Linked DNA regions of Mus musculus: regions 1 and 2 are each linked to region 3. The links are chromatin loops, found by intact Hi-C in ENCODE. Cell type or tissue: heart. All regions are shown on one strand. Each heading gives the region's core, and the rest is flanking DNA. Links, peaks and the distances in the headings are about the cores only. Region 1 holds the start of Cdkl2 (cyclin-dependent kinase-like 2 (CDC2-related kinase)). Region 2 holds the start of Gm42111 (a long non-coding RNA gene). Region 3 has its middle 21 kb from the start of Uso1.

Region 1 (10,471 bases), core at 1,641-9,640, 74 kb after region 3:
TCTGAAGACAGCTACAGTGTACTTACATATAATAAATAAATAAATAAATCTTAAAAACAAAACAACAAGAAATGGGAGAGACTAATAGGGACCATACATGGATCTATTATATCTCAGGGTGGGTGGGGGGTTAATGAAGTGAGGCACATTTGAATCAGACAATTTCCTTGAGAAGATCTAGAGAAAGAACATTCCAACTGGAAAGACAACATAGATATTCAAGTTTCATAGGCAAATTTGGATATTCATGATAAAGTGTCAGTCAAATGAGTTACTTATTTTTTGGTAAGGTAGTCTCACAGTGTTGCCCTAACTGGCCTGTAACTTGCTATGTAGATCAGACTGGCCTTACAGACCATCTACCCCTGTGTCTGTGTCTAAAAGGCTCTGCTGAGTGGAGTTTTGCATCCTTTGGATTAGATGAGACCACATACAGAAGAGGCTAATAAGCTCTTACGTGTTTTCCCAATTGAACTACAGGTGTTGCATGTAGAGAATACTGGGACACCAAATATGGCAAGGTCTGGTGTCATGAGCAGTTTGGTAACAAATGCTCAGAAGTCAGAATAGCAAATGAGTTACTGACAGGCCAACTTGTGAAGTTAGACCCTCAAGTGGCTAGTGGTTCAGGCAAGTTAACTTGCCTCACGAGGATTGTTATGGTAGAAGTGCAGTAGCTGCTTCTCTGGCTCATTGGTCATTTGGGAACACAGCTGAATGGAGGTTCTACAGTCTTCAATGTATGCTAGCTTTGAAATTACATTCAGCCATCTAAACAGCAAGTAGTGCATGAAGGATCTTGATAGGTTTTTATGGGCCAGAACTGGGTACATAGAAGTTTGTCATGGCTATACCATTTTCATTGGCAGCCAGAGGTAAGCCATCTGTGGGGCTAGGAGAAGGGCAGTTTACTGTCAGCAGTGGGTTATGCACCACAGATGAGTGGCAGCATGTGTATATAATGGCTTGATAAGAACCATCTCTGTGAAGTGATAGATGAAGCCTGAGAAGACTGGAGTAACAAAGGGGACTGACTTAACACAGACTCCTGAACTTTATAAATACATATCGGGGTAGGTGTTTTACTTGTGTGCATGTCAGTGTACAGCTAGTGTGCCTGGTGCTCTCAGGGCAAAAGCGTACACTCAGTATAAGTCTAGAACTGACTTACAGGCTGCTGTGAACTGCCATGTGGATTCTGGGAATCAAACTCAGATCTCTGGATGAGCAGGCAGTGTACTTAAATGCCGAACCATCTCTCCAGCTCCTTTTTCTGAAAAACTCTTCAGGATAGCGTAGAGGCTACAGAGAAAGGGGGAATATGTGTGAATGAAGCATGTTACCAGTGTGAAAAGAAGTCAAGCAGACAACACATTTTAGTATTTGAGGACTGGATTTGCAAGGTGGCACTGCTGTCGATACCTTAGTGACAGACAGCAAAGCATGAGCTATGTGGAACTTGGAAGAAGTGGTATGCTATGTCTTCCATCTCCAAATTGAACAGCCTTTGTTGTGGGAGTGGGTTGAGACCTCTGATCTAAATATGTAGAGTTGGCTCTCACTCCTATCCCCCTTGAGAGTCAATATAGCCTTGGATGTCCTAGAACTGGCTATGTAGGCCGGGCTAGCTTGGCTGCAGGTGCTGGGATTAAAGGTATGTACCACAATACCTAGCTCTAATTAAGTTTTTTGTTTGTTTGTTTTGTTTTTGTTTTTCGAGACAGGGTTTCTCTGTATAGCCCTGGCTGTCCTGGAACTCACTTTGTAGACCAGGCTGGCCTCGAACTCAGAAATCCGCCTGCCTCTGCCTTCTGAGTGCCGGGATTAAAGGCCTGTGCCACCACGTCCGGCCATAAATTTTGTTTTTTTAGTTTTGTTTTTTTTTAAAGATTTATTTCATGTGTATGAGTATATACTGTAGCTGTACAGACAGTTGCGAGCCTTCATCTGGTTGTTGGGAATTGAATTTAGGACCTCTGCTTGCTCCAGTCAACCCTGCTCGCTCTGGCCCAAAGATTTATTTATTATTATAAATAAGTACACTGTAGCTGTCTTCAGACGTGCCAGAAGAGAGCGTCAGAGCTCATTACAGGTGGTTGTGACCCACCATGTGGTTGCTGGGATCTGAACTCAGGAGCTTCGGAAGAGGAGTTAGTGCTCTTAACCGCTGAGCCATCTCTCCAGCCCCTCTAAGTTTTTAATAAATGAAATCGGCATAGGTTGCAAACAGAATTGACTTTTCTAGAACTACAAAATGAGTCAGTCCAGTTTTGGTTTTGTTTCTCCTCTTATGATGGGATTAAAAAACAGCCTTGCATTCATTATACATTAGCCCCTAGTTTTTAAATACAGTGGTGTGTTGCATTCATAGTTACATGTTGTAAAATATACTGTGACAGAGAACACTGCCAACATTTTAGGAGCCTGTCACTTGATTACTTGAGGCGATACTAAAAAGCTCGTGATAATCAGGTTCTCAGGACTGGAGAGATTGGGGGTAAGTGTAGGGAGGCAAGAATTCACTGGTAGATACTGATCTTTGGATGACTAGATGTAAAGTGATAATGGTCATGAAATAGTTTAATAGAGATGACTGTCAGTGTGAGGAAAAGAATCGATCTACTGTAAGCTTAAGATTTACAAATTCATTGAAAAAAGGATTTCTGGGGAGATGGGTGTTTTCCATAGATTTTTTTAAAATCGAGAGAGTTTACATACCTTACAGTAACTTTAAGAATGTTTGTGTGTGGGGGGAGGTGCGCTTGTGCATGAGTGTCACATCAGAAGATGGCTTTTGGCTTCTCTCCTTCCACACTATGGATCCCAGCCATCAGTCTTAAGTTTTTAGGCTTGTTTGCAGGCAACTTTACCTGCTGTTAACCTTGTTAACAGTGTGCAATTCAGTACTAGTAGATTTTACAAGGTTATATAAACATCACTACTATCTAATTCCAGAATATCTTCCTTACCTCCCAAAAGAAACCCTATACACATTAGTGGTCATTTCCTGATCCAGAGCACCTCTAATCCAGCGGTTCTCAACTTTTCTTTTCTTTCTTTTTCTTTTTTTTTTTTTTTTTTTTGGTTTTTCGAGACAGGGTTTCTCTGTGTAGCCCTGGCTGTTCTGGAACTCACTTTGTAGACCAGGCTGACCTCGAACTCAGAAATCCGCCTGCCTCTGCCTCCCAAGTGCTGGGATTAAAGGCGTGCGCCACCACCGCCCGGCAGTTCTCAACTTTTCTAGCACTGCTACCCTTTAATAGTTCCTCATATTGTGATTCCCAACCATACAAGTATTCTGTTGCTACTTCATAACTAATTTTGCTACTTTATGATCATAATATCTGATATGCAGGAGATCTGATATGTGACTCCCAAAGGGGTCATAGTCTACAGGTTGAGAACCAGTGTTCTACTGAATGAAAATGCTAGAGCTAAACCCTGCTGATGGACACTTGGGTTTCCACTTGGCTGCTGCCAATAGCATAGCTCCCAGCATCTGAATAGAAGCTGTCACTGTTCTTGGGTGGGGATGGAGAAGTGGAATAGTAGTTGTATTTCTTAGCCTATTTATGCTTTGCTTTGTTGTTGTGTCTGGAGGGCTGGGCTCTACCTCAGGCATTTCCAGTGTTTTCCTTAGAACATTTTTCACTTATTCTGGTGATTTCTAATTTTAAGAGCCATTATAACTCATCTTATTTGTTTAGCTGGGTACCAGCTTTTCCAGCATTCTTTTTTTTTTTTTTTTTTTTTTTGGTTTTTCGAGACAGGGTTTCTCTGTGTAGCCCTGGCTGTCCTGGAACTCACTTTGTAGACCAGGCTGGCCTCGAACTCAGAAATCCGCCTGCCTCTGCCTCCCGAGTGCTGGGATTAAAGGCGTGCGCCACCATGCCTGGCCTTTCCACCATTCTTGATTCCTTACCTCCTGTGTTTAATCACCAGGTATTATATTCCTCATTTTCTCCATTCTTGCCCTGGAACTTGGCATCCTGTATGAAACAAGGTCCATTTCCACTGTAGATTCATGGTGCACAGATTCAGTTGGCACACTAAACGTTTTATTCTGTTCCTATTGAATTGAAACTTGTCATAACTACCTACCTTTAGGAGTTTAAACTTACTATTTTCTTGAGCCTCAATCTGACCAGTATGTTTGTTGTTTTGTTTGGGGCAGGGTCTCAATATATAGCTCTGGCTGGCTTGGAACCTGCAGTATAGTCTAGGCTGGCCTTGAACTCAAGACATATGCTTGCTGGGGACTAAAGTTTTCACTACGTGCCAGGCTGACCAGTATGGTTTAATAGAAAAATGAAATTTACTAAAGATTTAGGCTAGGTAATGTGCATGTTTTCTCTCCTTGAATTCTTCTGGACTAATAAACCCTTACACTTAGTATTTCAGGAATTACTGATGCTGCCTCCTTCCCTACCATTTTTCTCTGCCAGTTATTTTATGGTTCAAGAAGAAAACAGCAATCCTAGTTGTTCTACATAACATCTATCTCCTTCCTCTTCAGTAATCGGATGACAGACAGAATAATCTTCCTCCCCCTTCCCTTCTTCATGGTGCCTCACAGAGGCTAGGTCTTGAGCTTGGTCAGTAGCTGAGAGAGACCTGACTTTGCGGCACTCCTGCTCCCTACCTCCGAGGGCTGAGATTAGAGGGCTGTGCCACAACCATCATGCCTTAGTGTATAAATTGTTGGATGTGGGGCCCAGGGCTTTGTGCAGTCCAAGCAAGCATGCCATCACTGAACTACCCTATTTCCCAAAGGAACTTGTACTTCTTGACTACCCTCTAGTTCCTTTACAGTTATTTCCAACTTTTAAATATTTTCTCAAGCAACACCTGTTCACCATTTTTATAGCCTTTGTCCTTTCAGTTCCCATGTATACCACTAATTTTGCTACTCAACTGTTTATTTTTTGTAAAACTGGAAAAAAGTAAAATATGAGGTTCCCACCCTAATAAACCTGTTTGTACATAAAAGTTCACATGAATGTCTAGAGAGATGGCTCAGTGGCCAAGCACACCTGTCACTCTTCCTGAGGACCCACGGCAATCAGAAACCAACTGTAACTCCAGTTCCAGGGGGTCTTGACGCCCTCTTTTACCTCTGTGGGCACCAAGCACGCTCACAGTGCACAGACATACAAGCAGGCAGAACACTCATAAATATTTTTCTATTTAAACCTCATGGGGTTTGTTACAATCTAGAGTAAAGCGATGGGAATTATCTTCAAGTTGGTCACAGCTCATTGCTACATTATAACTCACATCTTGGGTTATCCAAAAACAACCCCCCCCCAAAAAAACAAAACAAAACAAAACAAAACAAAAAAACCAAAAACCCATACCCTGTTTCCAGAGGTGGTTCTCAAAATTGTAGGTTCGGGAACTCGATTTTAAGCAGTTTGGTGAATGATGGTAACTGAGCACCGGGAGATTAATGCAGTACCGAACTAAGAAAAATTATAAAACAATTGCTCTTACACCTTACTATGCAAGAATAACCCCTGGGTGCTGGCTAGGCATATACGTGTCTGTTATCAAGGATACTTTCCTGGATCGAGCTATTAAAAAAAAAAACATATTTAGTTGAGTACAAATTGTGTGGCTATAGGTGAATACAAGTAAAACTATTTGGCCTTACAATCTCAGTCCCTTAATAAGGAGGGATAAAGCATTTCCCGGCTTCTCGTACGACGTCAGCATATGCTTGGTAATGGTCTTCCGATCTTGCCCTGTCGTGGCTAATCTAGTCTTCAAGCTGAAGGCAAGCTTTAAGCTCCAGCTTGCGCCGCTTGCAGTCAGCACCTACCTTTCTTGCTTTCTGGTCCTCTCTGGGCTCCACCCCAAATCTTTCCCTACCAGGCTGGCGTCCCAGGGTCCTTTTTCCTGTCAGGTCTGTCAACAGATCTCATCCCACCAATTTCGGCTAAATAAACTACTAGGCTCTTCCGGTCCACCGCCCGGAACCGAAAGGAAGCGAGGAATCGCGGCTGGGCGGAACCTCCCCGGGTGGGGCCCGCGCCCCGCAGCGCCCCGCCGCGCCGCGGGCGGGCAAGCTGGGAAATCTCATGGTCTCCTCAGTCCCAGCGAACCGTCACCTTGGCTCTCCTCGTGGCCACTGGGGCAACCTGCGGTCCCCTGAGAGCAGAGGTCTCCTGGCGCCGGCAGAAAGGTCCCTACAAACTTAAGACCGTAGGTGTGGGGACGAGGCCGTCAGCTGAGCGAACCTGCGAGCTCCAGGTGAAGGGGCGGGGCGGGGTGGCACAGAGCCAATCACAACGCCTGACGACAGGCCTCAGCCAATCAGGATCAGGGAGGCTCCGCCGTAGGCGGGGCGGGACCAGGCGGGTGAGAGCCGCCCCTTGCAGCTAGGGTGGCCAACGCCTTCGCCTAGGGCTACTTGGCGAGGTGCTGCTTCCCTGAGCTGAGCGACCCGAGGGCTTTCGGCCGGCGGTGCTCTGTTTTCCTCAGTTCGTTTCTCTGCAGCTGTTGTCCTTGACAGGTGCTTGTGTCTTTGCCTGTCGCAGACGCATTCTGACTCGGGCCCTTTCTCTCTCTCTGGAGACTGCCTATGGCTGGGGACCGAGTGAGGTCGTTGCCTTGACGACGGCAGCATGCGGCCCGTAGTCCTCGGAAGTGTGAGCTTGCGGAGGGCAGAAGCCAATCTGCCTCCCTGCCTGCTTCACCTAGGACCGGTAATTGCGTCCGCAGAGGAAATCCCAATACTGGGATTGCTAGTGTGCTAGCTAGTCAGCATCTTTTTAGATCTGCTAGCGAGATGCATATCACCTTAAATTTGTTTCCAAGTTGAAAACCTTTGGCTCTTTCCATGTGAAGGGTTTGGAAGAAATAGTAAGTATAATACTTTGTAAAAACCCAGTTATTTCGTTCTTTTATGTATAAGAAATTTCAGTTTGATTTTAACCAAAGAACATTGGTAGTATTTGAACAGTATGCTTGTATGGCACATATCCTAAATTATTATAGTGCCATCGCACCAGACTTCTTTTTTGTATGCCACGTGCTACCCATAGATTTAAGAGTGAGAAGGCAAGAAACTGATGGGTTATAAGTTACTGAGGAAACAAGGCATATTTTAGGCCATGATATTCTTAAGGTATTTTAGACAGTCCCACTTGAACAAGTAGGTGTGCTCTATGTAGTGTGTCTACATGGTTGGGAAAATAAATTTGGATTAGTTCACTTGTATAATACTAGGTTATAATATGTTTCAGAACCTTTTAGACATGATTAAGGTCATTTTTATTTGGTTCATTTTGCATCTTTAAATATCTAGGATGCCAATTACAATATGTTTAAAAACGATCTAGGCTATAGATTCCAGCTATTTGTATTATTTTCACTAGCCTAAAGCTTACTCCTTTACAATATATACTTAAGGGAAGGTTAAAAACTATGCCAGTTAGAATCACACTGAAGGTTTTTCCAAATGTAAATTTTTTATTATAAAAGTAATTAAAGGTAAAAAGAAGTTAAAATGTGAACTATATGGGAAGTCAGTGCCTATGACACTGTAAATAGTTTTAAGTAGAATCTAATACCCAAAGTGGTAATAAGATAGTGAAGAGTTTTGAATTTGATTTTAATTAGGATTCTTTTCATTCTCTCCATCTTCTCTTTTCTGTGTTGATCTCCATTTACACTGTGCAAATAATGGCTGCTGGATGGTGTACTTCAGTGGTAGAAAGAACACCTGCTTAGCTTATTGGAGGCCCTGGGTTAACACAGACACAGACACACACACACACACACACACACACACACACACACACTTAGGTGTCAAGTGTTGAAAATGTAATATATACTTTGGATTCTCACACACACACACACACACTTAGGTGACAAGTGTTGAAAATGTAATATATACTTTGGATTATCATAATTTTTTAGAATAAAAAGTCAATGTTTTTTGTTTGTTTGGTTGGTTGGTTTTCCCCCTTTTCTATGAATATACTAGAAGCCACTAAAACATCACCACTTTTTCTTGTCTGGGTAAGTTAGCTCTATATATCATATGCGATTAATATTAAGTGGAAAGAAGTGTTTTCCTTCCAAGAGGTTGTGATAAGGTTTTTTTGTTTTGTTTTTGTTTTTGTTTTTTTGGTATGGTCAGGCTCTTAAAAATTCAACTGTGAGTCGTCATTTGAGTATAATCACCTAATATTTATATTTTAAAATATAAATATACCTAAAGTTTAAGTCTTCCCCAGCCCATGTTGAAACCAAATCAGGATCTAGAGCAATATTTTTTTATTCATGGCTGCTGGAATTTAAATTCAAAAGTCAGATTTAAAAAAATTAATTTATGCTGGGCATGATGGACAAATGTGTGTGTGTATAGTGTATGTGTGTGTATGGGTGTGTGTGTGTATGGTTGTGTGTGTGTATGGGTGTGTGTGTGTGTGTGTGTCTAGGATTCAAACCCAGGGACTTCATACCCGTGCTAAGCATATACTCTACCACTAGTCACATTCCCAGCCCCAAATAATGATTTTTTTCTTTATTAAAATATATAATATAAAAAACTGGTTGCTGGATTTTTGTCAATTATTGATAAAATAAGATTCCATTTATGATAGACTTTATTCAGAAAACACTTTATATCCAGATGTGAAAGAATCCTGTATATCTATAAAATTTAAGTGACTCAAGTTTAAAATAATAATTAGTATGATGAGAAAATTTACCAAAAGTTCAGTATTAATTCAGTGGTTATGCTGTAATAATTTTTTACAATTAAGTTGAAAGTGCATAAAGACTTCCAACTTGGATATTTTGAATCCAGTATAAACTTTTTCTAAGGCTTATTTATTTAGTTAGTTTTGTCTTGTGTTCATGACAGGTTCTCTCTACATAGCTGCAGCTGTCCCGGAACTCACTATGTAGAGCAGGCTGGCCTCAAGCTTACAGAAATATGCCTGCCTCTGCCTCCTGGATGCTAGGATGTGCCATCATGCCCGGCAGATTTGCTTAATTTTTACTTCATTTGTATGAGTGTATCCTGTACATATATCTGTGTGTACCATATACATGCACGTGCCTGATGCATGTGCCCAGAAGTGGATGTTGGGTCCCCTGACAGATGACTGTGGTCCACTATGGGGGTGCTGGGAAGCAAACCCAGGTCCTTTGGAAGAGCAGTACAAATGCTTTTTTGTTTGTTTGGTTTGTTTTTTTGAGATAGGTTTTCTCTGTGTAGCTCTGGCTGTCTTGGAACTAGCTCCATAGACCAGACTGGCCTGGAACTCACAGAGATCTTCCTGCCTCTGCCTCTGCCTCTGCCTCTGCCTCTGTCTCCTCTGCCTCCTCTGCCTCCTCTGCCTCCTCTGTCTCTGCCTCTCTGCCTCCCTAGTGCTGGGATTAAAGGTGTGCACTACCACCACCTAGTGCATTGTCTATTTTTAAATTGTATACACATTTTGAAAGCATGTGGGAATGGTAAGAAATTGTGTCATCATTGATCACTGTGAATGCAGTGATTGCTGTGACAAGGGAAACAGTCTCACAAGAGTGAGTTACCTAGGAGATTGGAGGGAACGGAAGACCTCAGCGCTCTTAATGCCATGCTTTGGTTTCCACAGCAAGAAAAATTCCTACTGGTTTTAAAGCAAAATGGAGAAGTACGAGAACCTAGGATTGGTTGGAGAGGGGAGTTACGGAATGGTGATGAAGTGTAGGAACAAAGACAGTGGAAGAATTGTGGCCATTAAGAAGTTCCTAGAAAGTGACGATGATAAAATGGTTAAGAAGATCGCAATGCGAGAGATCAAGTTACTAAAGGTAAGAGCGTGCATTGAGCGGAAAAGGAAGTTGCTTCTTGTTCAAGACTGTTACATTTGAAGGAAAACATCACCGTGGTGTGTGTGTGTGTGCGTGTGCATGTGTGACTGTGTGTAAGTGTATGTTTATGAGTGTGTGACAGTATATGTGTGTGAATGTGTGTAGTATATGTGTATGTGTGCCCACACATGTGCACACTTGTGCAGATAGGAGTGCACATGTGTATGTACATATGGAGGCCAGAGTAACTTAGTGTTACTCCTCAGGTGCTGGCCACCCAGGAACTTGCCGAGTGGAGTAGACTGGCTTGCCAGTGAGCCCAGTCTTGATGCCCTCCCCTCCCCAGCACATGATCTTAGACCTGGCTTTTTCTGTAGGTTCTGGGGCTTTGAACGCAGACCTCATGCTTTGCTGCTAAGCTGTTTCCCTAGCTCTGTGTTTTTACATTTGTTTCATTATAAGAAAATCCAGGGGCTGGAGAGATGGCGCAGCAGTAAAGAGCACCGGCTGCTCTTCCAGAGGTCCTGAGTTCAATTCCCAGCAACCACATGGTGGCTCACAACCATCTGTAATGGGATCTGGTGCCCTCTTTCTGGTGTATCTGAAGACAGCTACAGTGTACTCATAAAAATAAAACAAATCTTAAAAAAAAAAGACT
Region 2 (10,471 bases), core at 1,075-9,074, 53 kb after region 3:
TCAGGAAGAACTAGGAAGGGGTGAACTTATTCAGCAGCAAGTCTCAGAGGCTGAAACCAATTTAGGCCTAGGTTAGGTTGTATGGAGACGAGACGCTTCCAGGACAAGGCCTACGTTAGCAGACAGAGGAAGGTATCAAGCGTATAAAAGTTACTTTTACATCTGACCCCCAACAGAACTCAAACCTGCAACCCTGAGATTTAAGTCTCAAGCTCTACCAACTGAGCCAGCCAGAGAAATGAAGGGGGGGAAGAGCTGTACACCACCAGACTAAACACAGTATCAAGACGCATTAGGACTTCTTGTATAGAGGTGATAGTAGTTTATGGGTGGTCTGTTGTAATACGTAGTTTCTGGACTGAATTCAAATTAATGCAGAAAAGCAAATGGTTGACCTTTTTGGGTTGTGAGGAAAATGTACACACAGTGATGGGTAGTTAATGTGGTAGCACAAGAAGTTTATTTTCTTCACCCTTTTCTTCTGTAAAGGATATACACCACAAAGTGTTATCTCTGAACTTCAGTGAATGTCATACCAAAATTCGTCATGTGGATGCTCATGCAACCTTGAGTGATGGTGTAGTGGTACAGGTCATGGGCTTGCTGTCTAACAGTGGACAGCCTGAGAGGAAGTTTATGCAAACCTTTGTTCTGGCTCCAGAAGTAAGTTTTCACTTCATTTACTTTGTATTTCTATGATTTGTTGTTAATAGCTTATTGAAAATGCTAGAGTTTCTTCCTACAGGCTTGGATTTGCTTGTTGCTCTTTTTTTAATTATCTAACTGATATTTGAATTTTACTTACTTTTATGGGTGTTTTGCCTTTATGTCTGTGCACTATTTGCATACCTGGTATCTCTGACTGTCCTGTAACTGATATTATAGACAGTTGCTCCATGGGTGTTCAGAATCAAACCCTGGTCCTGTAGGAGAACAGCTCACCCTTAACTGGTAAACCATCTCTTCAGCTCCAGCCCCTTTAACTTTGTTTCTTGTCTTATGTGTTTGAATGCTTTTTTTTTTAAAGATTTATTTATTATATGTAAGTACACTGTAGCTGTCTTCAGACACTCCAGAAGAGTGCGCCAGATCTCGTTACAGATGGTTGTGAGCCACCATGTGGTTGCTGGGAATTGAACTCAGAGCAGTCAGTGCTCTTAAACCCTGAGCCATCTCGCCAGCCCCATGTTTGAATGTTTTATTTGCTTGTATGGATATGTGTCTGATACCCATAGAAGTGGGAAGGGTATCAGATCCTCTGGAACTGGAGTTACAGTTGTGAGCTGCCTTGCTGGGAATTAAACCCTGGGTCTTCAAAAGCAACCTGTTTTTTTTTTTTTTTTTTTAACCACTAAGCCATTTCTCCTTCCTGCTTGCAGCTGTGGTTTTTTTTTTTTTTTTAAGACAGGGTTTCTCTGTGTAGACCAGGCTGGCCTCGAACTCAGAAATCCACCTGCCCCTACCTCCCGAGTGCTGGGATTAAAGGAGTACACCACCACGCCCAGCTTAGCAGCTGTTTTTGAGAGACTTTATTAGGTGTGTTGATACATCTTATTTGGACATTGTATATACATGTGTGTGCTTTAAAGTTAGATATTGGAATAAATGTGTAAGTGGATGATAAATACAGAACAGGATTGGCGTGATGTAGCTCAGTGGTAGAACAAACACTTAGCTTTTTGTGGAAGGCTCTGAGTTTGATTCCCAGGATCATAAGACAAAGTAAACCCACATGATCTGTGAAATACTAAGCTGTGTTTTCAAAAGGTTTTGAAAATGGAAAAACTTTATGAACTCAATTTTAGAAGAGTTTTTTGTTTTTGTTTATTTTTGGTTTGTCGAGACAGGGTTTCTCTGTGTAGCCCTGGCTGTCCTGGAATTCACTTTGTAGACCAGGCTGGCCTCAGAAATCTGCCTGCCTCTGCCTCCCAAGTGCTGGGATTAAAGGTGTGCACCACCACGCCCGGCTTAGAAGAGTTTTTAAATTGTAATTTTTTTATTTTTAATAATTAGCATCTACTCATTCATGATGTAGGGCTTTATTTTGACATTTTCATGTGTGTGCATTGTGGATTTTTTTAACCCAGTCTCCCTATAGCTCAATCTGTGGCCTTCCTTCTCTGTCTCTGAAGAAGTGGGATTACAGGTGTTGGCCACCACACATTTTATAATAGTCAATGGCGATGTTTCTCTTTGTTAACATTATAACATAATCAGCTGTGGATAATTATATTTAGTCTAGATTATTTCTGTGGTACTAAAATATAGATTGCATGTAAGATTGTAACATTTAATTTGTTCTTTTAATACAATACCATGGGTGTTTACAGTTGTTTGAGGATAATGTGGGTACTTCTATTTATGACTATTCATGGAGTACTTACTTGTATGTTGTTTTTCTATAGGGATCTGTTCCAAATAAATTTTATGTTCACAATGATATGTTTCGTTATGAAGATGAAGTGTTTGGTGATTCTGAACCAGAACTTGATGAAGGTGAGTTTAAGTTGAAGGGAGCTGCTCAGTAGTCTTACTTTGTACTGTCTGTAAGGACGAAACTTTGGGAAATTGGCTGTTTATTTGAATTGAAACTCTTTCCCTTCTTTAGTTTTTGTTAGGGGAAGTATAACTATGTGTGTACATGAAATTATGTAAAAGTCAAACCTAGGAAGACTGTATAGGTGACTTGTCTGTATAGACTATACTAGAGTTTCGTACATATTCTGGAATTGTCTTGGGGATGCAAACACTTTTTTGTCAAAATGAAAAGAGTGGCATAGAGCTCACTTTGTCTTCCTGTTATGGCTATACTGTAGGTATTCGTCGTCCACTGATAGAATACCAGTTTTCTCAGTGCCACTCTAGAGTAGATATGACAACAGAACCAAAATAATGGTTTCTAGCTTCCTTGCTTTTCCTTTCTTTACTATTACATCTTGTTAAAAGAGAGTATAATAATCAACTTTTTTCCTGCTTGTTCTCTTTAGTTTGTGGGGAACAGGGAATATTTCAGTGAATGACTGCCTTTGTAAGTCTACTGACATTTTAAACTAGCAAACCCTTAAATATACTACAGTGTGTATGTTAGAGTCTATGTAAGCTTCTCTTAAAAAGATGTGTCCTGTGTTGTCAGAGTCAGAAGATGAAGTGGAAGAGGAGCAAGAAGACAGGCAGCCGTCTCCTGAACCTGTGCAAGAGAATGCTAACAGCGCTTACTATGACGCACACCCCGTGACGTAAGGCTAGCTAGCAGTTGCAAGGTTGCATTTGCGTTGACCTGTAGTGAACTAACTGTAAGGTAGTTCTTTCTAGGTTAGAAGTTAGGTTTTTTTTTTTTTTTTTTTTTTTGTGCTAGGTATCTCATGCATGTTGAGTTATGCACATTGCCACCAGACCAGACCCTCAGCCTCTGCGAATACTTTTTTCTTTTTTTGTTAAAACCGCCTATTTAAGACAGTATTTGGTTATTTATGACATGTACCAAGATACTGAAAATTACTACTTAATTAAAAAAATTCGCATGCCAGGCAGTGGTGGCACATGCCTTTAATCTCAGCACTTGGGGAGACAGAGGCAGGCGGATTTCTAAGTTTGAGACCAGCCTGGGCTACACAGAGAAACCCTGGCTCAAAAAAGAAAAAAAATGCATGTTTTGTATCAAAGCTGTGGTTGACTGTGATAATGCAGGCTTTTTAGGACAGTACACTGAACTTATTTCTGTAAAACTTTAATATGGCAGAGGGTGAGGGCCTGTGAAGGTGCTCACCCTGCAAGCCTGGTGTTCTAAGTTTTCCTCCTGGCGTAAAGTGGAAGCCTGACCTATCTGTCCCAACACACACTGCTTAGAAAACAAACACAGGGTTTATACTTAACGCTGGGGTAAACCTTGTCACCATTTAGAGTTAAATGGTGGGGTTTGGTTGTAGTGATGGCATTACAGTTAAGAGCACCAGCTGATCCAGTACCCACGTGACTGGTTGGAACCCTAGACATGGGAATCTGACCCCCTCCTATGGCCTCCAAGGGCAGTGTACATGCATGGTGCACCGACATACACGTAAGCGAAGCACCATTATGTGCAAGATACTAAAACCCATTTTTTAAAATGTGATGGTGCACTCTAATCCTGGCACTCGAAGGAGGCAAAAGGAGAAGCTCACTGACTCTGAGGTCTGTGTGGTCTACAGAGTTGAGTTCCAGGCCAGCCAAGGATACATAGTAAAATCCTGTCTCAACAACAAAAACCAGAAAGATGGGTATAGACTGGAGGTGAGTCTCTGGTAGAGCAATTTCACTGGTATGTGCCTGGCAGTCAGGACTAGGGTTTCACCCATACCCAACACCACATGTGTATGACCAGAGAATACTTGCTCACAAACGCAGAACAGTTTACCCACAGGAATGTAACTAGTTTCAACTGTTAGTTTGGAGAAACCGTTTTATTTCATCTGAATACCTAGTGACCTAGGTGTTTCGTTGTAGTAATGGCATAGAGGAGCCTTTAGAAGAATCCTCTCATGAACCTGAGCCTGAGCCAGAATCTGAAACAAAGACTGAAGAGCTGAAACCACAAGTGGAGGAGAAACACTTGGAAGAGCTGGAGGAGAAGTCGGCCACTCCTCCTCCTGCTGAGCCTGCTTCTCTGCCTCAGGAACCGCCAAAGGTGAGATCAAAGGAACTTTTCAGATCTGGGACCTCACATTTTCATGCTTGGTGCCATTAATAAAGCATGGTTTTGGTTCTGTTATTTGAAATAGTAAGCTATACTTATATGTATATGAAAGAAACTTGAGTTCTTGTTCTGAGGAGATTTTATGGTTTCTCTCTACCCCCAAAATATTCCTAAGAGTGAAATTTATAACCTAGATTCCTCTTGTCTGTATGCAGTGTTGAATGACTTACATGAAAGTCCATGTGTGAGGTTTTCAGTTGCTCATCTCTTCTGATGCTCTAGGAGTCATGCAGTGTCCCTACTGAAGTTGATCTGTGAGAGACACCTGTTTGCGATATAAATGGGATCAGTTTCCTTACTCTACTAATTCTCTTGAACAGATGTGTGGCACCCATAGTATAGCATGTGAACTCTCTCTCTGTCAAGTAGACGGTTAGTAGATCTGGGCAGGAGAAGCGAGTAGTGCAGGAGTCCTTGCTCACTTTGGTAACGTCTGCTGAGTCTCCAACCGCACTCTGGTCTTCCTGTGCTTCTCCCTAACACCATCACTCACATCCTGTCTCCCCATGGGGAGAGCAGTCAGTCTCTGCTTCAGATTTTATAGCATGTTTAGTTGACAGTGGTTTGCCACTTGCTTATGTAGGAACTTGGTGAGGTTTCAGCAGTTGAGACAAAACAGCAGTCGTACCTTGCATAATAAGATTCTGAAAGTTGGCACACAGACTGGCATGTGTGTGTGTGCCTTTCTATTAGGAAGTCAGTCCTTCAATATAAAGGAACAGACTAGAAATGAAAACAGATTAAATATTTGGAAGTTTCCCTATAGGAATGTTGGTGGTTTTCCATGATTAGTAGTCTAGGTTTGTTGCATTTCCTGCAGGCTTTCTCCTGGGCTTCAGTGACCAGTAAAAACCTGCCTCCTAGTGGTACTGTTTCTTCCTCTGGAATTCCACCCCATGTTAAAGCACCAGTCTCACAGGTAACCAATCTGTGAACACATTGGATTGTATCCTTGTTACATTTGCCAATTGCTTACTTTTAAACATTTTTAAGCGAGTCAACCAGAATTATGGATTAAACATTAAAAATGTATTAATAAAATGTCAGCGCACCCACTTTAAATGCCAAATCTCTATTAATATACAGAGGTGGGATTTGGGTGTGTGCAGTACAGATTAAGTTGGTTTTACTAATATAATGTTGTCATTTTAAAGGCTTCTTTAAGAAAAATACTCCTTGAAAATTTTACCACTTAGCAAGAGTATTTTAGGCAAGAAATTTGGAAAGGCACAAAATAGAATGACATTTTTTTTTTAAATCACTGTTCTAAAGAAATAGAAACCTTGATATATGTGTGTGTATATATATAATATATATGTTATAATATATGTTATATATATTTACATTGCCTAAATTCAGTCTGTGAGTGTTTGACACAGTTTGATTGAAGCCTGTACCAACTTATGACTGTAGTGTTCACCTTAACAGATCATTTTAGTATTCTGCTTTTTGTCTGTTTGTCATCTTATCCATTTCAGAGCTTTCCAAAACTGTGAAAATATGACACTATTTATGATGCTTGATAGACAGAGTAGATTAAATTTGAGTTTATTGGCATATATAAGTACCCAGTTTCCCCTACATTTTGAGTAGAGCTTCATTTTCCTACAAAATTTACACTTGGTTATTGTACACATTTTTTTTAGATGCTCTAACATTAAGACATTGCGGTTTTGCCAGGCGTGGTGGCGCACGCCTTTAATCCCAGCACTCGGGAGGCAGAGGCAGGCGAATTTCTGAGTTCGAGGCCAGCCTGGTCTACAGAGTGAGTTCCAGGACAGCCAGGGCTACACAGAGAAACCCTGTCTTGGTGGTGGGGGGGGGGGGGAAGACATACGATTTTAAAGTAACTAGTTAAAACTTTTCCCCGATGTCTCTACTACACACGTACATGGTGCCATAATACCTGTGTGTTGTTGATGGTGGTGGTGTTTTTTTCTGGTTAAGTATTTAAATGCGGTTGTATTTGATCCCAGTCAAAGCTCATCCCTAATGATTTGTGCTTTTCAAACCAATCTGTACGAGTGACTTGGGACTTTGAAATCTTTATTTCTGTCAGATTCACATGTGGAGCCTTTTTAGTTGTTATTTCAGAGATTTGGTGACACTGTAAAATTTTAACTTAGAGTTTTGTGTTTACCTGTGTTCGTTCATGTGCACCTTGTGCATGCAGTGCCCTCAGAGTCCAGAAGAGTGTGTTGGTTTCCTTGGGAATGGAGATGCAGATGGTTGTGAGCTGCCATGTAGGTGCTGAGGCTGGAACTCCCTTGGTCTGCTGGAAGAGCTGCTGGTGCTCTTCGCCAACTGCTAAGTCATGGCTACAGTTCAATGCCTACTTTAAGATTTGTTTGCCTAGCCATTGTGGTCAGTGTGTTATTTTCACATTTCTTTTTTGGGCGGTATGGGTGGAAACAGGGTCTCATTGTATAGCTGTAGCAAGCCTTGAAATCAGAGATCCATCTGCCTCTGCCTCCCTAGTACTGAGATAGAAAGCACACAGATTTTCTTGTTACTGAGTCCTTAAAACCACCCTGCATGACAAGTATTAACATTCCATTTTATAGAGAGGAAAATTAGATTCTAGCATAACTCACCCATGTTTAGACAAGTGAATATAGCTTGGCTTTTGAATTTATGTAGTTGCATATCACACTACATGTGGTCTAAATGCATACATTTTTCTTTAATGTCTTACAGAGAATATTAGGTCTGTATTCATAACAGAATTTAAGATATTTAGTATTTAAGGTTTTTTTTTTTAAGGTATGTCTTGACTTACTAGATTCTAAACTCTTAGGTATCTTACATTTGAGTCAATTTTGAAGTTATTTTATAATTTCCCACTCCATTAAAAATGTTTTAAAATTAAACCTTAAGGGGCTGGAGCGATTGATTGCTAGGCAGTTCAGAGCACACAGGGAGGACCTGAGTTAAGGTCCCCAGCACCTGTATCAGGTGACTTAGAACTGCCTGTAACTCCACTTCCAGGGGACCTGATGCCTCTGGCCTTTACCTGTATCAGGTGACTTAGAACTGCCTGTAACTCCACTTCCAGGGGACCTGATGCCTCTGGCCTTTGTAGGCATTGGCTCTCATGTGCACGGGCCCACACTTAGGTGTACACACACACACACACACACACACACACACACACACACACATAATTACAAATAATAAAATGTAAGCTTTAAGACTACCCTCAGGTCTTTGTGCTATGTGTAGAATAATAAATTTGTGATATCTTCACCTGGTTTAGTATCCTTCAACTTATTTTGTTACTTTTGAACGGCTTTTTTTTCCTTTTGTTTTAAATAGATTATTTGGTAAAAGAACCTTAAGTTTACCTTAAGGTATTGGTAGGCACTGAGCTAAAGAGGTGGGTAAGTGAAGTCCTTGCTGGAACTGAGCAGTTCTCTTGATCGCTTACACTCCACTGAAGGGCATGTGTATGGTTGTAGTGATGCCTTTTTGACTTGCTTTGACTTTTTATTTTATATTTTGTTTGACATTCATTCGTAGGGTTTGCTGTAAGATCATACTTTTGGTTACGTGAAGTTAAGTTGAAAGCCTTAATGGTAGGCTATGTAGCCACTTCATCTGTTAGGAATGCCTGGTTTTAATTGGTGGGTGAGAAGAGGGAGAAGGCATAGCTGCCTTAGCTGACAATTGTTTCTTAGTAAAAGGAACGTTTCTTTGCTTTTTGTCCTTATGCACTGGCATTCTTGTCTATTCCAAAGTCAAAGTTACCAAATCGGTGTACAGATGATTTATAAGATAAATTGTTTTGAGACTTTATTTTTGTAATAAGTTTTGAAATGTGTTAAGGTCAGACAGAGCCTCAAGTTCTTTGATAATATTTAGACTGTTCTATTTTTTTCCTGAAAATTCTAAATGTAAGGTATATTTAATTATTTTTTTCAAAAAAATTGAAATGAGTATGGGTGGTTTTGCCCGCACATATATATAGCACATCTGTGTAGCATGTACTGTAGGGGCTGGAATAGGGCCTCAGATACCCTGGGACTGGAATACAGAGGGCTTGTGACTGCTGGGAACTGTCTCTGCAAAAGCAGCAAGTGCTCTTTGCCTACCCATCTCTTCTGCCTCTGTTGAGACAAGGTCTTACTATGTACCTAAGCTTAGCCTAGAATTCTGCCTGTGTGGACCAGGATGGCCTAACTCACAAAATTGCACCTGGCTCTCTAGTCTCCTGGATGGTGGGATCAAAGGCTGGACCACCACTCACTACATGCAGTTGCCATTTTTATTGAGTTCCAATATGACACTAACTAAAATTTGAGTAAAATACATCTATTTTTCAATTCTGATTGGTAATATAAACTGTACCAAGTTCTGCTTTTGATACTTCCTTTAGTGGAAGTAAGCATATAGTTATAAATATATGCCTTTTTATAAATACAGCTATCAGTATATACCACATCTTAGATTGTTAATATACTATTAAACTGTATATGCACAGACAGCAGTCCTCATTGTCAGGCTTATGATACTCTGAACTAGTAAATTGGGAACATTTGTCCTTTCAGTAGTTTTTGCAGTCCCAGCAGTGGCAAACAGTAACGGTTGAACAAGCTTACGATTCCCTTGGCTGAGGCTGAAGAGATGGCTCAGTCAGTAGTTAAAAGCACTGGCTGCTCATCCAGAGGACCCAGCACTCCCATGGGAGTGCACAACTGTCTGTAACTCCAGTTCCAGTGGAACTGGCGCCCTCACACAGATACATGTAAGACATACATGCAAGCTAAATGCTAATGCATATAAAAATTTTTAAAACGAAACAGTTCTCTCAAGGATTGCCACCTCCCATACACACAAAGCAAGATAGCTAGATAGGCTTTATAACAAAAACTGACCAGGCTGGCCTTTGAACTCACTCACAGAAATACACTTGCCTCTGCCTGCCTCTTAAGTACTGAGATCAAAGATATGCACTACCACACCCAGCAAAATTAACATTGTAACTGAGATAGATAGCCTGGGCTAGGTAGATTCCAGGACATGTGAAAAGATTTCATCTTGGGAAAATCAGTCTACACAGGGAGAAAAACCAGGTTGTAAGAAAGAAGTAGGTAAATCTTTTAAATAACGTAATGTTAACATATGCCTTAGGGTTACAGTGGCTGCACTGTTTTTTAGATTTAGATTTATCTTTACAAATTATAACATCCCAGTTATGTAATTAATGAAAGTATTGCTTAGACCAAGGTCCTTAAAGATTATAAAGTGCTAGCTTTTAGTTTGGGATGCCCGTAGTCCGTTGAATGCTTGCAGTGTCTTTTGATGATTCATTTAGTTTTGTCTTTTCCTTGGGCCATAAATGCTTGAGCAATTAGAAAGCCCTTGGAGGTTGAAAATACTGGAAATGGCTGTTGTATGAGGGGAAATGACAGAAGTGTGGACAGACAGCATTATTGTTTACAAAATCCTTGAGTGTATTTGAGCAGTTGACAGACCTGTCCTGCCATTCCCACTCAGTTAAGGAAGACTGTTGTTCAATCCTTTCGACAGGGCTTCTTGGACTACTTGAGATTTTATATGGAAACTCTTGTCGCTTAATTTTGAGATGTGGTCTTACTGTTTCAAGCTGGCTTCAAACAAAGATCCTCCTGCCTCAGCCTTCGGAGTGCATTTGCCACCATGCAAAGGGTTATTGTTCGAACTATTAAAGTATTGGTTTCAAGATGGTGGGATGGGCTAGGAGATTTCTACTGAGCACTG
Region 3 (10,471 bases), core at 930-8,929:
CCCTTCTGCTTTGTATTGTTATTTTAAAATAACAGATTCATAAAACCAATCAGAGACAGCTGTGGGAGAGACGCATCATCTGGATTCCTGACAAGTCTGTTGTTAGTTGACTCCTGTTCTTTGTTCATTTTGTCATTTCCTTTTAATGTCGGGTAGATGACACAATCAAGAGATGAGATTAAGAAGTAATTTGATTTACTAGAAGAATGGTAAGGCCAGAGGCAGGGATTTGAACTTTGGCTTTATCTGTATTTATTCAACCAACATGGTCTGGGAACTGTGCCATTGCTGATTAGTAATGGTTAAAACATACACAATTACTGTCTTTGTCGAAGTTACCTTCTGGAATGGGAAAAGGTGACTTCAGAGTTCCCAGAAAGACACCGAGATCAAAAAGTATCTGCCTGACCAGCTGCATCCTCTAAGGTGATGCTGCTTAGAACTCAGCCCTTTGGATGAATAATCTCTTCAGCAACGCAAGTATCAACAGAAAGAATAGCCTTCCTTTGAGGCCATGTGAACCTATTGTGTTGTTTCTCAAGAGCTCTGAGAGAGCAATGTAGGAACTCACATTTTTAAAAAAAGATTTATTTATTTTGTGAATATATGAGTACACTGTCACTGTCTTCAGACACACCAGAAGAGAGCATTAGATCCCATTACAGATGGTTGTGAGCCACTGTGTGGTTGCTGGGAATTGAACTCATGACCTTTGGAAGAGCAGCCAGTGCCCTTTACTGCTGAGCCATCTCTCAAGCTCCAGGAACTCACATCTTAATCGAGGACCTGTAGGGACTAAAGATCAAGGAAGAGTGGACTTGAGTGGGTTCCAGAGCAAGCCATACAAGGCCCTTGCAGTAACACGTGGCTTGGGAGATGCACAGCAGATGTAGGTAAGATAGGTAGGACTCAGAAGGAACCTCAACCTCAGCATATTCGTTTGTCCCTGTGGAAGACTATAAGATGAGATGGCTCAGCAGGTAAGAGCACCGTCTGCTCTTCAGAAGGTCCTGAGTTCAAATTCCAGCAACCACATGGTGGCTCACAACCACTCGTAATGAGATCTGAAGCCCTGGTGTGTCTGAGGACAGCTACAGTGTGCTTACATATAATAAATAAATCTTTAAGAAAAAAAAAAGATCTTCAGTGCTCTCTCTCCTGAAGGCCAAATGTTTGAAGAGATCATCTTAGGCTTTCCGGAGGTCTGTGGCCTTCTCGAGTCCCTCAAGTCAGCAGGTATTTGTAGAGTGATCATCTCCCTTAGAACGTGTACCAGAAATGAGTAAGAATCACTAACAGCCCACTGAAGGATACATACAAGCTTTGACTCACATAGTAGATGGCTTCTCATTCACATTCAAAGACTATATTATCAATTGAGACAAGCTCTCACACTTTAGCCCATGATCTCCTGGAACTTGCTATGTAGGCCAGGCTTCCTGACAAGTGCTAGGAGTAGAGGCATATGCAGCCATGTCTGGCTAAGATTATTTTTTTGTTTATGTGTATGTGTGAGTGACTACAGCATGTATACAGAAGAGGACAATGGATGCCTTGGATGGTTGTGAGCCACATGCTGTGGATGCTGGGGACCAAAGGTTGGTCCTCTGGACAAACAGCAAATATTCCAGCCCCTCATTCTCATTTGAAACAACCGTTTAACTGGAAAACACCTCTGACCCTCTTTTTTTTTTCCCCCGAGACAGGGTTTCTCTGTATAGCCCTGGCTGTCCTGGAACTCACTTTGTAGGCCAGGCTGGCCTCGAACTCAGAAATCCACCTGCCTCTGCCTCCAGAGTTGTTGGGATTAAAGGCGTGCACCACCACGCCCCGGCACCTCTGACCCTCTTAAAAGGATCAGGGCTCTGCAGACTTTTCTGCATGCGTCTCCATATTCAGTCAGGCGTCCATCCTGGCTTTCTGACACTTCTTCTCTTGTGAAGTAGTTCTGTGAGGCTTGGGTGTCTGTCCTGTTGGAAGAAACAGCATCGAGAGGGACCTTCAAGTCAAAGAAGGGGCGACTGTGACATATTGGGACATCTTCAGGGATGTAGTCAGGAAGTGCTCATGGCAGCCTTTGGGTTCTGTAGTATGTACGGGAAGTGGGAGCATGTGCAAGTGCCTGCATGTCTGTCTGTGTGTAGTTTCCTAGTCTTTTGCTTAATCCAATGCTATTTCTCTCTCCGTGATCAGCTTTCTCTGGACTCTTGGCCTCTCTACTATAAAGCCTACAGTTGCTTTGCCTATGTAGGCCCCACTCCAAGCTCAGCAGTGGCTCAGAGCTCAGCTCCCTGTGAACTCAGCCCCATCCTCCTGGCAATCTGGGTCCAATCATAAGCCCTGCTATCATTTCCTCTGTTAGTTTTTGAATGTAAAGATCTGAGGATTTTTAGTCTAATCTATCTTTAGATTTTTTAAAAAAAAGATTTATTTATTTATAGTGTATACAATGTTCTGTATGCATTTATGCCTGCACACCAGAAGAGGGCACCAGATCTCATTATAGATGATTGTGAGCCACCATGTGGTTGCTGGGAATTGAACTCAGAACCTCTGGAAGAGCAGTCCGTGCTCTTAACCGCTGAGCCTTCTGTCCAGCCCTAATCTGATGTATCTATCGTACAGTGAACATGTTTTGGACTCATCAGTTTTATGTGAATGCAGTACTAATTGGTATCATTTCTAGTTACTCCTGACTTCTGTCCTGAGCTCTTCATGTAGACTGCCTCCCTCAGCTGCCCCAACTTACCTGCTTTCTCCTTTTCTGTCTATTTCTTTGTGTTTTGAGACAAGGTGTCACTGTGGTCCAGCCTGGATGGGAATTCTTTTGTAGGCCTTAAGATTGTGATAATCCTCATGTGTCAGCTTCCTAAGTGCTGGAATGATAATTATGAGCCACTATGTCTGGCTTCATCTTTGACATGTTGTTTTCTGGGAACTGAGGATCAAACATGTGCTTCCCACATCCCAGGCAATTACTATACCAGTGAGCTGTGTCTGTAGCCCTCAGCCCTTTTCATGGAGAAGGAAATGATTGAAGAAGGGCAGTAAGTAACTGTGACAGGTGACAGAGCACAAGGACCAAGGTTTGATGGGGGATTTCTCCATCTGGCCTGCACCCTGTTCCCCACCCCCTTGCTTTTCCACTTCAGCCTCTAGTTATTGGCTGCTTCCAATGACCATCTTCACTTCACTTACTTTCCCAGCTAAACTATCATCTTTGTGAAATGGGAGAACTAACCAGTAGGATCAGGGATCCACCTAGACAGAGAATTTCCTCAGTTGTCTCTATAGTGTCTCAGAGCTAAGTGACCATGCCAGAACCCTTGGGAACAAGGAGAGATTGAGACTGACTTCCTGCCCTCTTGGTCTCTCAAGTTGGGTTTTCCAGTGGCCTAAAGCTTAGCCCAGACCAGCTCTTTTGAGCTGTCATTCATATAAGCTGTCTTAAAAGAGAAGTAGCAGGCTGTGCATCACACTTAGCCCAAGGCCAGCATATGCTGAGATGTTCAATACAGCTTTGCTTTTACTTTCCCATACAGACTACCTCAGCTACTTTTAGCTTAAAACTGAAGCCAGAGGTCATCAGAGCTGATTTGTTTTTTCCTCAAGTTCGAATCCAGGGTGAGGTGACAGAACTGCAGTACATTGTGACTAATAGGTTGGAAGCCCATGGGACAGATGACACTGACAAAAGAAAGAGTGAACAGTAAAAAGGAACCTTCACATTTTAAATAAAAATGAAACGACACGCTTCAACTTTGTAGAAATGATTCCCACAGTCTGTGCTTGTGTCCACCCGAGCATGCCCAATCACATATGATCTTGGAAGCTAGGCAGGCTCCGGCTTAGTTAGTACTAGGATGGGAGACCATCCCCATGGAGGGCATAACCTGGACCATAATATTAAGTGATTCCATTCTGGCAGATGTCTGTTCCCTCTCCTGCCATTTGTCTTACGTTGACTGCTGCTCTTTCATGTTGGCCTCTGGGAGGCACTGTTTCCCCTCTAAATGTGGACCAGAAGGCAAGACTCAGCAATCACAGTGCTGGGCTCTGGCTGCTAGACTTGAACCAGAGCAGCTGTGAATGACGTCACTGTTGGTCATCTGCTGTACACGCCAGGTTCATCTTCGGCTTGCGAGGAGTGTCTCTTGTTGACCGTTACTGGACTTTGTGAAGACTGGCTTTTTATTCCTGTCATGTAAAAGTCATTTGCCAGCCGTGTTGCTAAGGGCTGTCGTAAAATTTCTCAACCAAGTCCAGAGAGGGAGATAGCTAGTGTTCTAGCTTGCTTTTCCATTGCTGTAATCAGCACCTTGACTTCTGAGGGAAGCCAAGGCAGGAGAACCTGGAGGCCGGAACTGAAATACAAACCTGTGTACTGGTCTTTCCCCTCTGGCTTGCTCAGTTCATACCTTTCTTATATAACCCAAGCCCACCTGCCCAAAGATGTTACTGTCTCTGGTGGTCTGGGCTCTTCTACGGGGATTAGCAATTAAGCAAATGTCCCACAGACATGCTCACAGGCCAGTAATTTTAAAATTGAGTTTCTCTTTTGCAGGGTATGGCTAAATTTGGGTCAAATTGATAAAAACTGTCTATAACAGGTAGATAGCTGATTCCTCAAGACTCAGCCAAGGGACAAGGCACGGGAAACAGTCTTCACGGCCTTCCCAAGGGTTCCAGGGCCTTTAGTGTTTTGGTTTGAAGTAGAAAGGGATGCTTTCTTCCTTTCAGGGAAACTGTGGCAGTCCTGACCCCTCAGTAAATGAGGCTTGGCTTGCGTATACATTCGAATTTACTATGAAGTAAATTTGTATCTCACTCATACACTTGCTGGAAAGCAGCCAGTAGTCGCAGTAAAATTCAATTAGCTAATTCGTTAAATTAGAATGTTTACATTTTTATTTTCAAGATTCAGCATTTAGTGTAGGATCCCAGATCTTCCTTCACTCAACTCAGTTGTGCTCCGAACAAATTCGGATTTAACGGATGTTTGGCAGGACTAAGGCCCAATCTTCCGTTTTAAAAACTTGGTTCATTAAACCTTAGTTTATAATGAATCCTAACACTAATGAATCTTTATAAAGAAGCTAGGAAAGGCTTCTCATTCGTCGGTTTCCTAATGGCTTTCTTTGATCTAACCTGTGTCAATGTGTTGTTTCTTCTGGGATCAGAGTCTGTATCATTGTGTCTGTCTTTTATTACATTTTTCTCCAATAAAAAGTTATACTTAGTTACTGGGCTTTTGTTAAGTCTTTATTTGTGTGTGTGGTCTGTGTGTACGTATTAGCGTGGGTGTTTACACATGCTAAAGGTAGACTTAGGTTATCTTTTAACCTGTTGCTTTCTACTGATTTCTTTGTTTGTTTGTTTGTTTGGTTGGTTGTTTTTTGAGAAAGGGTTTCTCTGTGTAGCCCTGGCTGCCCTGGAACTCACTCTGTAGACCAGGCTGGCCCTTGAACTCAGAGATCCGCCTTGCTCTGCCTTCCAAGTGCTGGGATTAAAGGTGTGCGCCACCACTGCCCGGCTCTGCTTATTTCCTAATTTTAATTTTACTTTTATGTGTATGGGTGTTTACTGTGCACTTCTGTCTGTGTACTGCATTCGTGCTTGGTGCCCTCAGAGGCCAAAAGAGGCCAGTGGATCTCTTGAAACTGGAATTACACATGTTTTGGGGCTACTGTTGTAGGTGCTAGGAATAGAACCCTGAGCTATTTGGAAGCTTAGACATCTCTCCTCCTCCTCCTCCTCTTTCTCTTCCTTCACCTCTCCTTCCACCACTTCTACCCCAGGCCTGGGGCTGCTGGAGCAGGCGCCAAGGTTTCTGTGGGTCCTGGGGATCTGAACTCACATCATCACACTTGCCAGCCAGGCAGGCGCCTTACCTACTGAGCCATCCTCCCCAGCCCTGTCATTCACTCTAATTGTTGAGGTCCTTTACTCTTCCCGGGCATGCATATTGGTCCTTGTAAGTCTTGTTTGCTCTTCATGACCTAACATGGACTTTCAGTAGAGGTCATCTTTGACATGTTCTAGACCCTAAACATTGCTAATACATAAAGTAACCCTCACAACCATACTGCAGAGAGTCACTATTACAGCATCACTCAGCAGCAAGTGGCAGAATTTGGAGTTGAAACTCAGTCCATCTTGAGCCCATAATATATAATAAAGAACATGTAGGGGCTGGAGAGATGGCTCAGCAGTTAAGAGCACTGACTGTTCTTCCAGAGGTCATTAGTTCAATTCCCAGCAACCACATGGTAGCTCACAACCATCTGTAATGAGATCTGGTGCCCTCTTCTGGTGTGTCTGAAGACAGCTATAGTGTACTTATATAGAATAAATAAGTAAATCTTTAATAATTAATAATGTCCCAGTGCCCAAGTGAATTAGGACTGCTAACATTCAAGTGTAAGAGTTGTCCAAGCTGGGCGTGGTGGCACATGCCTTTAATCCCAGCACTTGGGAGGCAGAGGCAGGCAAATTTCTGAGTTCGAGGCCAGCCTGGTCTACAAAGTGAGTTCCAGGACAGCCAGGGCTATACAGAGAAAACCTGTCTCGAAAAACCAAAAAAAAATTTAAAAAATTAAAAAACAACAACAACAACAAAAAACCAAACTGGCCTTTTAGACATGTAGAAATAGCTTAGTTGGCTGGAGAGATGGCTCAGAGGTTAAGAGCAGTAACTGCTCGTCCAAAGGTCCTAAGTTCAAATCCCAGCAACCACAAGATGACTCACAACCACCTGTAATGAGATCTGATGCACTCTTCTGGTGCATCTGAAGACAGCTACAATGTACTTACATATAATAAATAAATAAATCTTAAAAAAAAAAGAAAGAAATAGCTTAGTGAGAACCCCTCTATACCCAAGGCTGCTCCTGATAACCAGAACTACACACTGAAGATAACCAGACGTAGTCCTAGAACCTCATGACATCCACTGGACAGTGTAAGCAGAGACTAAGAGCAGTGCTCTGTTCTGCACATCTAGAGAGATGCTACCTTGATCTGCCCTGCAGCTGGAGAGCCTCTCCCAGGATCCTGATCCTCAAGTCAGAGTCTACTCTTATCGACTGTACTTGACATCTAGCTAAGATGCATCAAACAAGAGAGCAGCCTTGGGGAAGTAGGTTTAGGACTGAAGTTAGGAATTTAGCCTGTGAATCTTGTGTGAACCCTCAGCATAATAAAATACAACTTCTGTTTTACTAACTACATGTATCTACCTTCCTGATTTTGTGACAGTTGGTACAGTCTAGTCAGCAGGATCTTAGATGATCCTTAGAAAAGATGAAACTAAGGTGGCATCTTGCTATTCCTAAGGGCCCAAACTGGCTCCAGAGATAAGGGCGAATCCCCGACTTCAGGACTTCCTCCACAAAGCCACAGGCTTTTGCCTTAAGATTGGGTAGCCCAGAGCTGGTCGCAGGAAGGAAAGAACCAGAACCCTGAGGAAGAATCACTGTGGCAGGAACTAACGCCCGTGGGCTTCTGCCTTAAGATGTGGTAGTAGTGGAAGCAGTTCACTCGGAGTTACGTGAGGGACTGGATAGCCAGGGGACTAGTAAGCAGGGCAGATCGACGTGGTGTCTGTCCAGATGTGCAGAGCAGAGCACTGCTCTTGGTCTCTGCATATATACATATATACTGTCCAGTAGGCATCTGGGGTATTAGGACTGTGTCTGATTATCTTCAGTGAGTGATGTGACTTGGTTCTGGTTATCAGTCAGGTGCAGCCTTGGGTGTAGTAGGGACCCTCACTATTTTTACATGTCTAAAAAGCACTTTTTTTTAAAAAACTATGCTCTACTTTGAGGGTCAGGTTCCTGGAGGTAACTTTCCAGCTGCCGGGCAGACCAAGGTGGTGTCTGTCCAGATGTGCAGAGCAGAGCACTGCTCTTGGACTCTGCTTATATTCTGTCCAGTGGGCATCAGGGCATCATGGAGTTTTAGGCTCTTGCTTTACTATCTCCAGTGATGTCCCTGGGTTTGAGCTATCAAATGCAGCCTTGGGGTGTAGTGGGGTTCCTCACTAAGCTATTTTTACATGTCTAAGAGGCTTTTTTTTTAATTTTATTTTCCTGTGTTCACTACTTTTTCAAATCCTTATCTCCCTCATCTTGAAAGACTTTCATGGGAAAGTTTTACACACACATATACACACACACACACACACACACACACACACACACACACACACACGAAAGACTTTCATGGGAAGGTTTTATACACACACGCGCACTGATAGCCAAGAGCTGTGAAAACCCCCACCCGACCTCAGCCAAACAAACGCCTGGTCCTGTGTGTTTGTGTTTTTCCCACACTCGCTCTAGACAGAGTGAAGTTTGCTTTGTGCAGACATTGAAGCTGGAGTAGTCTCTTTGTCATCTGAAACTTACTTCCTACTGAGGCAGGAGGATCTCTGAATTCAGCAAAGGCTGTCCTTGAGCCAGAAAAGAAAACAAAGCAGGACAGCAGATACCAGAGCCTAAAGGGGGTTAAAATGAGGGCTGGAGAGATGGCTTGGCAGTTAAGAGCACTGGCTGCTCTTCCGAAGGTCCTGTGTTCAATTCCCAGCAACCACATGGTGGCTCTCGGCCATCCATAATGGAATACTCTCTTCTGGTGTGTCTGAAGACAGCTACAGTGTACTCATATAAATAAAATAAATCTTTTTTTTTTTTTTTTTTTTTTTGGTTTTTCGAGACAGGGTTTCTCCCAGGCTGGCCTCGAACTCAGAAATCCGCCTGCCTCTGCCTCCGGAGTGCTGGGATTAAAGGCGTGTGCCACCACCACGCCTGGCAAAAATAAATCTTAACTAAAGAAACATACAATAAGTAAATATTTAAAAAAGAAATGGGTGTGTGTGTGGAATTTTGGGAAAGCTGCTTCAGCACTGCAGAGTGCTGGGACTACAGGCGGAGAGACTCGCCTAGGAAGAGCTGAGAACTTTGTCTCCTTCCTCACCCCCAGTCTCCCCAGCACCCCACTGTCACCTGGCTCCACTTCCCCAGCTACTCCTGAAGGGAGTGTGCTCTTCCCTCCAGCGGAGGGACTGCTCTGACCTGCATAGCTCTTTTATTTGTGTTTTTAAAAATAAGGTTTGCCAGCACTTTGTTCAGCTGGGAGAGCCAACCGCAAACAATACACAGGAAACTGCGGGGGAGTTACGAGGGCGACTTCTTTTTGCTCCCGGCTGTAATTCCCGGCTCCAATTGAAATGGTAAAATGCGTGAATTGCTAATTTGCCTCGCTCTGGGGTCCTGTACTTTCCCTAACCTGCAGGTACAGCCCAGGCTTTTGTGGGTGTTCTCTCTCCTGAAGGGAGAGATCTGCCTCCTAGAGGAACTTTCTAATGAGGGGAAAGTCAGGCAATTAAGCTAATCTGGGACTCCGATGGGCCGGAAACTATCTCCTCAGGGTGTTTTCTCCTTAAACTTGACTGAGAGTTTAGCTTTTAGGGCAGACCAGTAGGTCACAAAAGTTGTTTAGAGGATTGCTTGCTCTGTCACAGTGAGACAGTTATCTGGAGAAGGGTTTACCTGAGGTGGGGGAGCCTTGGCTCCTAAAGAATAAGATGTAGGTTGAAATTATCTTTTAATTAAGCTCTAAGAAATTAAAATGACCTTCACTGGAGAAGTGAATAGGGACAATAGCCAGGTGGGTGTGGCGGTGGGAGTCGGGGTGGGAAGGAACACAAAGAAAAACTCTCTAGGTTGGTTTGTTGCTGGGGCTGACCCCCAGGAGCCCCAAGTTTCGAGCTTCCAAATGTTCCCTGGCCCCGCCCTTCCTTAAGCACAGCCCGGTTCTTCCTTCGGCAACTTGACTGCTTGTTTGAGCTTTTCTTTTTTATTTAATTTTCTCTTCTTTCTTTCTTTCTTTCTTTCTTTCTTTCTTTCTTTCTTTCTTTCCTTTCCTTTTCTTTTCTTTTCTCTTTCTTCCTTTCTTCCTTCCTTCCTTTCTTTCTTTCTTTTCTTTTCTCTTCCTTCCTTCCTTTCTTTCTTTTCTTTTCTTTTCTTTTCTCTTTCTTCCTTTCTTCCTTTCTTCCTTCCTTTCTTTCTTTCTTTCTTTTCTTTTCTCTTCCTTCCTTCCTTTCTTTTCTTTTCTTTTCTCTTTCTTCCTTTCTTTCTTTCTTTCTTTCTTTTCTTTTCTTTTCTTTTCTCTTTCTTCCTTCCTTCCTTTCTTTCTTTCTTTCTTTCTTCCTTCCTTCCTTTCTTTCTTTCTTTCTTTCTTTCTTCCTTCCTTCCTTCCTTCTTTCCTTTCTTTCTTTCTTTTTTTTTTTTTTTTTTTTTTAAAGATTTATTTATTATTATATGTAAGTACACTGTAGCTGTCTTCAGACACACCAGAAGAGGGAGTCAGATCTTGTTACAGATGGTTGTGAGCCACCATGTGGTTGCTGGGATTTGAACTCTGGACCTTCGGAAGAGCAGTCGGGTGCTCTTACCCACTGAGCCAT

What was found. A loop is a pair of places that touch in the nucleus more often than their neighbours do. Peaks named below come from ENCODE experiments on the same cell type or tissue, not always from the same donor. Only the 100,000 strongest peaks of a DNase experiment are listed, where the experiment ranks them.
Region 1: it touches region 3 in a loop (2.6-fold over the local background); 2 of 42 quality-filtered maps call a loop at or near these places.
Region 2: it touches region 3 in a loop (2.2-fold over the local background); 19 of 42 quality-filtered maps call a loop at or near these places.

Annotation. Positions count from the first base shown.
Region 1 is chr5:92,038,580-92,049,050 of GRCm38, reverse strand. It overlaps Cdkl2 (cyclin-dependent kinase-like 2 (CDC2-related kinase)), which reads left to right and starts at 6,009. Exons shown (of 14, transcript NM_016912.2): 1 at 6,009-6,252; 2 at 9,615-9,813. The coding sequence starts at 9,646. In heart, for the core only: a CTCF peak has its summit at 6,086; a DNase peak (open chromatin) is centred at 6,300; H3K4me3 peaks cover 1,694 bases; H3K27ac peaks cover 985 bases; H3K27me3 peaks cover 296 bases.
Region 2 is chr5:92,058,517-92,068,987 of GRCm38, reverse strand. G3bp2 (GTPase activating protein (SH3 domain) binding protein 2) reads left to right here. Exons shown (of 11, transcript NM_001080795.2): 4 at 490-663; 5 at 2,406-2,496; 6 at 3,134-3,236; 7 at 4,483-4,663. It overlaps Gm42111 (a long non-coding RNA gene), which reads left to right and starts at 5,658. Exons shown (of 2, transcript XR_880428.3): 1 at 5,658-7,687; 2 at 7,755-7,891. In heart, for the core only: a CTCF peak has its summit at 5,595; no DNase peak of the experiment used is centred there.
Region 3 is chr5:92,111,606-92,122,076 of GRCm38, reverse strand. It overlaps a transcript of G3bp2 not described here. Among named protein-coding and RNA genes, the nearest start is that of Uso1, 21 kb to the left of the region's middle. In heart, for the core only: CTCF peaks have their summits at 2,473 (motif pointing right) and 3,984; a DNase peak (open chromatin) is centred at 4,076; H3K4me3 peaks cover 3 bases.